Linked DNA regions of Homo sapiens: region 1 is linked to region 2. Evidence: chromatin contacts called from ENCODE Hi-C data. All regions are on one chromosome and are shown on one strand. The core of a region is the stretch at or near the end of the contact, and the rest is flanking DNA. Distances in the headings are between cores, read along the strand shown.

Region 1 (3,357 bases), core at 756-3,255, 290 kb after region 2:
GGAGAAAGTCCGTCTGTGGTGGACCATAGATTTTATAGGCAGGCTTGAGGAGGTGGTGTCTGATTTACGTAGGGCCCACAGATAGGTTCAACCAGCTGTGATGTTTACGTAGCGCATGGGGAAGGCTGCCCACCCCACCCTAATCTTATTATGCAAATGGACTTTCCACTTGGCCAGTGCAGTCTTCTCTGCTCCTTACTGTACACGTGGCTGTCAAGGAGAAGAGAAGAAGGAGCTGCCATTTTGAACATGTCTAGTCCCAGGTAGCTTATTCCTACTGGCACAGCTGCCGGCATTCGCCTGCACAAGCTTCCAGCTTGCTTGTCTATGTCTGCAGCTCGATTTTACAGTCTGCTCTTTGTTAGAAAAGAAAATGATTTGGGGGCTGCTTTTCATTAAAAGGAAAACCTTACCGAGGACTTCCGTACCCTCACTATCTGCCTAAGTAATTTCTTCTTAACAACTCCTGTATCAGCGCCACTGCAACTCCAGCTTGGACAACAGGCTGGAGACCCTGTCTCCAAAAATGAAAAAACAAAACAAGAGTCCAATATGGAAGTCAGTCAGGGGGCCTGAATTCTTAGACTCAAATGTGCTTCTGACAGACACGCTGGGTGAGTCTGGTCAACCCACTTACCCTCTCTGGGTTTCAATTTTCTCATTAGACTGCCTTTTGTCTACATTTTCTTCCACTGAGTCTATTTGACACCACAGGTAATAAGTGTGAACTGCCTGTATTGGTTTTTGTTGTTGTTGTTGTTGTTTTGAGACGGAGTCTCGCTCTGCCGCCCAGGCTGGAGTGCAGTCGTGCGATCTCGGCTCGCTGCAAGCTCTGCCTCCCGGGTTCACGCCATTCTCCTGCTTCAGCCTCCCGAGTAGCTGGGATTATAGGCACCCGCCATCACGCCCGGCTAATTTTTTTGTAATTTTAGTAGAGACGGGGTTTCACTAGTTAGCCAGGATGGTCTCGATCTCCTGACCTCGTGATCCGCCCTCCTCGGCCTCCCAAAGTGCTGGGATTACAGGCGTGAGCCACCGTGCCGGGCCAACTGCCTGTATTGTTGACTGCTGTACCTCCAGCAACTAGAATGAGGTTTAGTACATAGAAGATGTTTAATTCTGTTGAAAGGGCAAATTCCTTAGTGGTGTGCTCTGAGGTTTTATATGTGTGGCTTTTGCTTTTAGCATAACTTTGAGTAACAGTGGAGAGGAGAAAATAAAGATCAGGATCAGTTTCTTGGACAAGAGAACGTCCTTGCCTAAAAACCAAAACCAAACAGTTCAAAAAAAAAAAAACTATTGCAAAGCCCTCACTGGGTCTTGTTCTGCTTCAGAAATCTTGCAAGCCCTGCAGTGCGCCTGCTGGGAAGGTTATACAAAGCAGAGCCCACTCACAGAGGCCCAGAGTCGAATCATTGGCCCCCTCCCCCTTTGCATTCCTTGCCTTCCTCTTTTACTGTCGCTGAAACCTGCCCTATAAATCAGATTTAATTATCTATAAAATTTGGTGTAGAAAAGGATTTACTCATTAAAAATGTTCATCAACTTGCTACCCACGTTCCAGACTAATAGAAGCGGAAAAGGAACACCATGGAAACACCAGACGGGCTGGAGAGATAAGCAAGCTTTGAAATACCTGAACCTCGGTTAAATAGCAAGTTCCAGTTTCTGTATTTGCCTTCTAAAATATCATGTCAGGAATAAGTAAATGTCACCAAATAATCAACCTGTTTCGCTATCTTTTCTTTTTTGGTTACTTGCTTCAACAGGTTTTTAAAAATGGGTTTTCTTAGTTTACCTCCTTTGCCTGTGTGATACCCAAGATATTCTCCCCAGTGGTGTGTGTGTTTGCAAAATGTCATAATCCTCTCTACAGCCAAACACAACGGCTCGCATTTAGTCACAGAGTGAGGAGCAGTTAATTAATGAGAGCCAAGGGAGGCAGTGAGGAAACATTGGAGAAAAACGTAGCCAGAGGAAGATCAGAGGGGAAATGTCTGAAGTCAGTCCAAGATAAATCTTCAGTCCTTAGGGAAAGCCCTGGGGTAGATGATGTGGGCTGCCAACCAAGTTGGATTTTGTGTGTGTATGTGTGTGTGTGTGTGTGTGTGTAGCAGGGGGAGCAGTTGTTTGTTCTTTTTGTTTGTTTGTTAAAGTGTGGAAGCAGGGACTGTAGGAACTTGGGGAGAAAGAATGTTAGAGTAGCTTCAACAAGGCAAAGCTTCTATCTAAAATTGCACATTAATTTCCATGAAACTCTTCATTCGTGAAAAGGCAAAGATCTAAAACTTTTTCTCCTTTCTAGCACATGACAGGATTTTTGTCGTGACTTTCCTAAATTCTCACTGTGCCAAGCAAGCAAGAAAGTGCCCACAGGAGTGGGAGGGAAAAGACACATGGGATGGCAGCAAGGAAACCTGCCTAGAGGAGCCAGCCATCCCGTCTGTCCCCTCACTTCCTTCCAGAGAGAACGTCTTTCCTTGACAGCGCCTGCCTCCTGTCATTTCATCCCAACACTTTGCCCAGCCCGGGAAATCTGGATTTTCTTTTTAAAGAAAGATGTCTAGAGAGAAAAATAGAAAATGAACAGCCAATAGAAAGTGCAACAGAGCTTGTTGATTTGGTTCTGTCAGATGCCCCAAGTGTTCGTGGTAAGGCCCATTTTTTATTTCTAGAGACTTGTTTCATTTCACTTGCTGTATTCTTCTTTCTTCTGTGTGCCTTACTGTATATGTTCTTTTGTTGTTTGTCCCTAGGACCTCTTTCTGAGCCTTCCATTCGTGATTTATCTAATCTCATGAATTCACCAAAACTGACCCAAATTAGGGGTTGTGCATGTTTTAACTAAGTTTGGGGAAAACAGGTTGCTCCAATTGCTATCCAGTCATTAATAGGATGGGTTCTTGTTCTCAGCTCACATAAGATCTTTGAAGACTCATGCTCTTAGCTGGGCGCAGTGGCTCACTACTATAATCCCAGCACTTTGGGAGGCTGAGGCGGGTGGATCACTTGAGGTCAGGAGTTCGAGACCAGCCTGGCCAACATGGTGAAATCTCATCTCTACTAAAAATACAAAAAAAAAATTAGCCAGGCATGGCAGTACATGCTTGTAATCCCAGCTACTCGGGAGGTTGAGGCACGAGAATCACTTGAACTCAGGAGGCAGAGGTTGCAATGAGCCAGTGAGCCAAGATCACACTACTGCACTCCAGCCTGGGCAACAGAGTGAGACTCAAGAAAGCCAAAAAAAAAAAAAAAAAAGACACATTCTTGACCATACAACTGTAAGATTTCACAGATACACCACCCAGACTGATGGTCTGACTGAGTAAGGAGGCTTGGTCTTGGCCCAGTGTT
Region 2 (3,300 bases), core at 603-3,102:
AGACGCGGTGACTCACGCCTGTAATCCCAGCACTTTGGGAGGCCGAGGCGGGTGGATCATGAGGTCAGGAGATCGAGACCATCCTGGCTAACATGGTGAAACCCCGTCTCTACTAAAAATACAAAAAATTAGCCAGGCATGGTGGTGGGCACCTGTAGTCCCAGCTACTCGGGAGGCTGAGGCAGGAGAATGGCGTGAACCCGGGAGGCGGAGCTTGCAGTGAGCCAAGATCATGCCAGGGAACTCCAGCCTGGGCAACAGAGCCAGACTCCCCATATCAAAAAAAAAAAAAGGGGGGGCAGGGGAGGATAAACATTACATTTTGATAATAAAATTTTAATTTTGTTCTTTCCACATCTCTTTAAATTTTGCAGTGGCCATAGATAAATTAGATACTTTAGTTTAAAAAATGTTTAATTAACTTCTGAAAATGGAAAGTAAACCATAAATGAACCTTTAGGATATAGATAAGGAACCGTTGTTCTCAACAGGACTTTACTCACCAATCTGATCATGAGGTTTGTTCAGAGGGCTGTTTAAAATGTGAAAAACACATGCTTTCCATCAGAGTGCAGAGCATCTTTAGTCTATGAAATAATAAATATTTAAAGCATTCTTTATATTTGGGCAGGGCTTGATGGGAAAGATGGTCAAATGCTATCCCTGAGAACTTCAGTCACAGAAAGGTAAAAAAGACTCAGGCAATTATCCAACGAGTTCCTGGTTAAACTGGGAAGAGGGCTCAGCTCTCCAGTTCTGATCTGGTCAGCTGACATCTTATTTCTGAAATGCAAACTGGTAGAACTGAAAGAAATGTCTGTATATTGTACACACATCTGAGATAAAATGAACAAATATACACCAAATTTCATTGTCTAGTCCCTTTATATCAGTATTTTTTTTTTGAATCGTGGTGGGACAAAGTGCAAAAGATCTTGTGAGCATCATTTTAACAATGGGCTAATGAGCGAGAGTTTTGCTGAACTTCCACTGGCAAACTGTAGAATTCCCTAGAAAACCACATGACAGGACTTAGTCATCCCGTGTTTCTATATTCTCTTTGCCCTGGCAAAATTAGATTCCTCAAGTCAACTTGATGCACCAAACAGAACTTTAAAGACATAAGCATCTCTGCACTTTTTAAATGAAAAATGTTTTGAGGAAGGTGAAAGGAAAGAATCATTGACCTTGATCATTTCTGAGCCAAGATGTCTGATTCCCAGCAAAAGCTGTTCAAGTGAGAGGAAATGTATGAAGAAAAGGAAATACATACTTCCTAATTCTACTGTAAAGTTTGTCTCTAAGTATCATGTCCCTAACAGATAAATACACCTTTAATGAAATTTTTTAATTCATTTTTTTTTTCTAAAGAGACAGAAAAAAGATCTGCTTTATTTTTCCCGTTTAAAGCTTTCACCATTGGGACGAATTCAAACTTATATTCTTCTTAGGATTCAATTGGCAATGTCTGATATGCTTTAGTTGACAAATCACTTCCATCTTTGTGATCTGTTTAATTCTCACAAAAACCTTTTAAGTTTGTTATCACCCTCTTTAACGGACGCAACAGCTAAAGTGCAAAGAAACTGAGTGATTAATTCATAGCCACTCGGTGGCATAAGCCAGATTCAAAGTTAGGTCCTCTTTCTCTAAATTCTACATACTTTCTTCTCCTCTGCATTTGCCTCTCATGCTACTGTCTCTTTTACAGCCTTTGAATGCTTCACAAATATATCTCAGCCCCACTTCATCTCTGAGCACCAGCCCGAAAGCCTAAAATGAAAAAGCAAACATGTCAGAATTAGAGATTCAAGTAAATGTTGAGCGATAGCACCAATTATTGGCAGCCCGCCCACACCTTTGAAATGCGAGCGATTCTTCAGTCTACACCCATGCCTCAGACAGGGGCTCTCGGGAAACTGGTGACTCATTCCATAATGAGTCTGGACAAATAGAAAGGCCCAGGAGGCACTTGCATATAATAATCAGGAGATATTGACTTCTTTTGAGGTCAAGAGCAAGATTTATTAACCTAAGAGATAAATATTGACTGAAATTTTGGATAGTTTCTCTTTTTCTTCTCAGAAACCTGGTAAATTACTCAGACTGCCACTCAGACACTTGGAAACAGAATTTTCCTCCAGTTTTATGTCCGTCTTTAGTTATAGACCTCCTAAGGGAGGAAAATCTTTGTACTATATTTTAGAGAGATATTTAAAATCCTGCTAATTATTGCTTCATTTTTATCTATTCTAAGACTCGCTGGCCAGAAGCCTTTTATTAAACAGTAACAGGTTTTCACGTCCTTGGGGCTTTTTTTCTATGGTCTTCAGTGTCTGGCTGTGAGTCCAAATTTCAATTCATCTCATGTGATAGCCTCTATTCTTTTCCTCTCTAGTTTTCTCTCATCCTTAAGAAATAGTTTGCCTCCCATGGAAACCCCTCCCAGGCCTTCAAATTGTGCAAGTGGGCCTTAGGAAAGTTGTGTTCCAAAAGCCCCTCATTGTGACACACTTATCACTAAGTCATAGCAAACCCTTTTTTCTTCTGATAAGTTACACACAGATGCCCCAGTCCAGAGGGTCTGTTCAAGTATCCAGGGGCCTCCCTGTCCCTTTGCCCTGTGGCTTGAAATGGTTTGAGTTTGTCTTCAGATGTTGGTCAGATTTATTTTCTTCTTTTTCTTGACGACACGGAACAATCACCCGAGATAACCTGCTTTCTTTTCAGACCTTTTTCCTTGATATTTCTTTTCTTGGAGTCATCTCCTTTCAGTAAAGTTGAAGGTATATCCTCACATTATATTAAAAGCTTCAAAACTGTAAATCTGCGAGGCTTCAAGAATGTACTCTCTTCATTTAAACGTACTCCTTTCTGATCAGAAAGATCAATAACTTCCACAGCATGTTTTTGCTAAGAATGAGTATGTTTAAGGCTCTTATCTCCTTGACTCGAATAAATTACTAAAAGTACTCATTCTAGTTACTTTGAAATACCATAGAAACATTTGTGGCATTAACACAGTGTATTACAGCTTTTGAAGTTTTATTACTTTTCGGTTCTTTTTTATTATATATTTAAACTGTAATCCCCTTTCTTTTCTTGAGATGATTGTGTTTGCCAAAGACCTGTATGGAAGAAGTTTGCCTTTCTTTAGAAGCATTTTCCTCCCACAGACTCATTCCTTCTGAGGTTGTTATGAATTTTTAATCACAGAAGATGTTACTACTATTATTTTCTAATTCTGAGAGTCACCCCTATGCTTTGACACCACTGGAGCACCTGCAAGGCACCAAATCC

Evidence for each region. Hi-C counts contacts between places; a loop is a spot of excess contacts on that map. Pooled maps may share reads with other maps.
Region 1: a loop to region 2 is called in a map of Calu3, with 2.9 times the contacts of the local background. The contact joins two enhancer-like sites. A Hi-C loop is called at or near these places in 3 of 168 maps with a recorded cell type or tissue (A673, Calu3 and PC-3), 3 of 37 single-sample maps with no recorded cell type and 1 of 50 pooled maps.

What each region holds. Positions count from the first base shown.
Region 1 is chr1:96,518,771-96,522,127 of GRCh38, forward strand. LOC105378866 (a long non-coding RNA gene) reads left to right here. Exons shown (of 3, transcript XR_947618.2): 2 at 2,306-2,651. Among named protein-coding and RNA genes, the nearest start is that of LINC01787, 150 kb to the left of the region's middle. Within about 2 kb of position 2,006, at least 2 of the 41 ENCODE cell types and tissues checked have a DNase peak (open chromatin) inside an H3K27ac peak, as active enhancers do.
Region 2 is chr1:96,232,615-96,235,914 of GRCh38, forward strand. No RefSeq gene overlaps it. Among named protein-coding and RNA genes, the nearest start is that of LINC01787, 140 kb to the right of the region's middle. Within about 2 kb of position 1,853, at least 2 of the 41 ENCODE cell types and tissues checked have a DNase peak (open chromatin) inside an H3K27ac peak, as active enhancers do.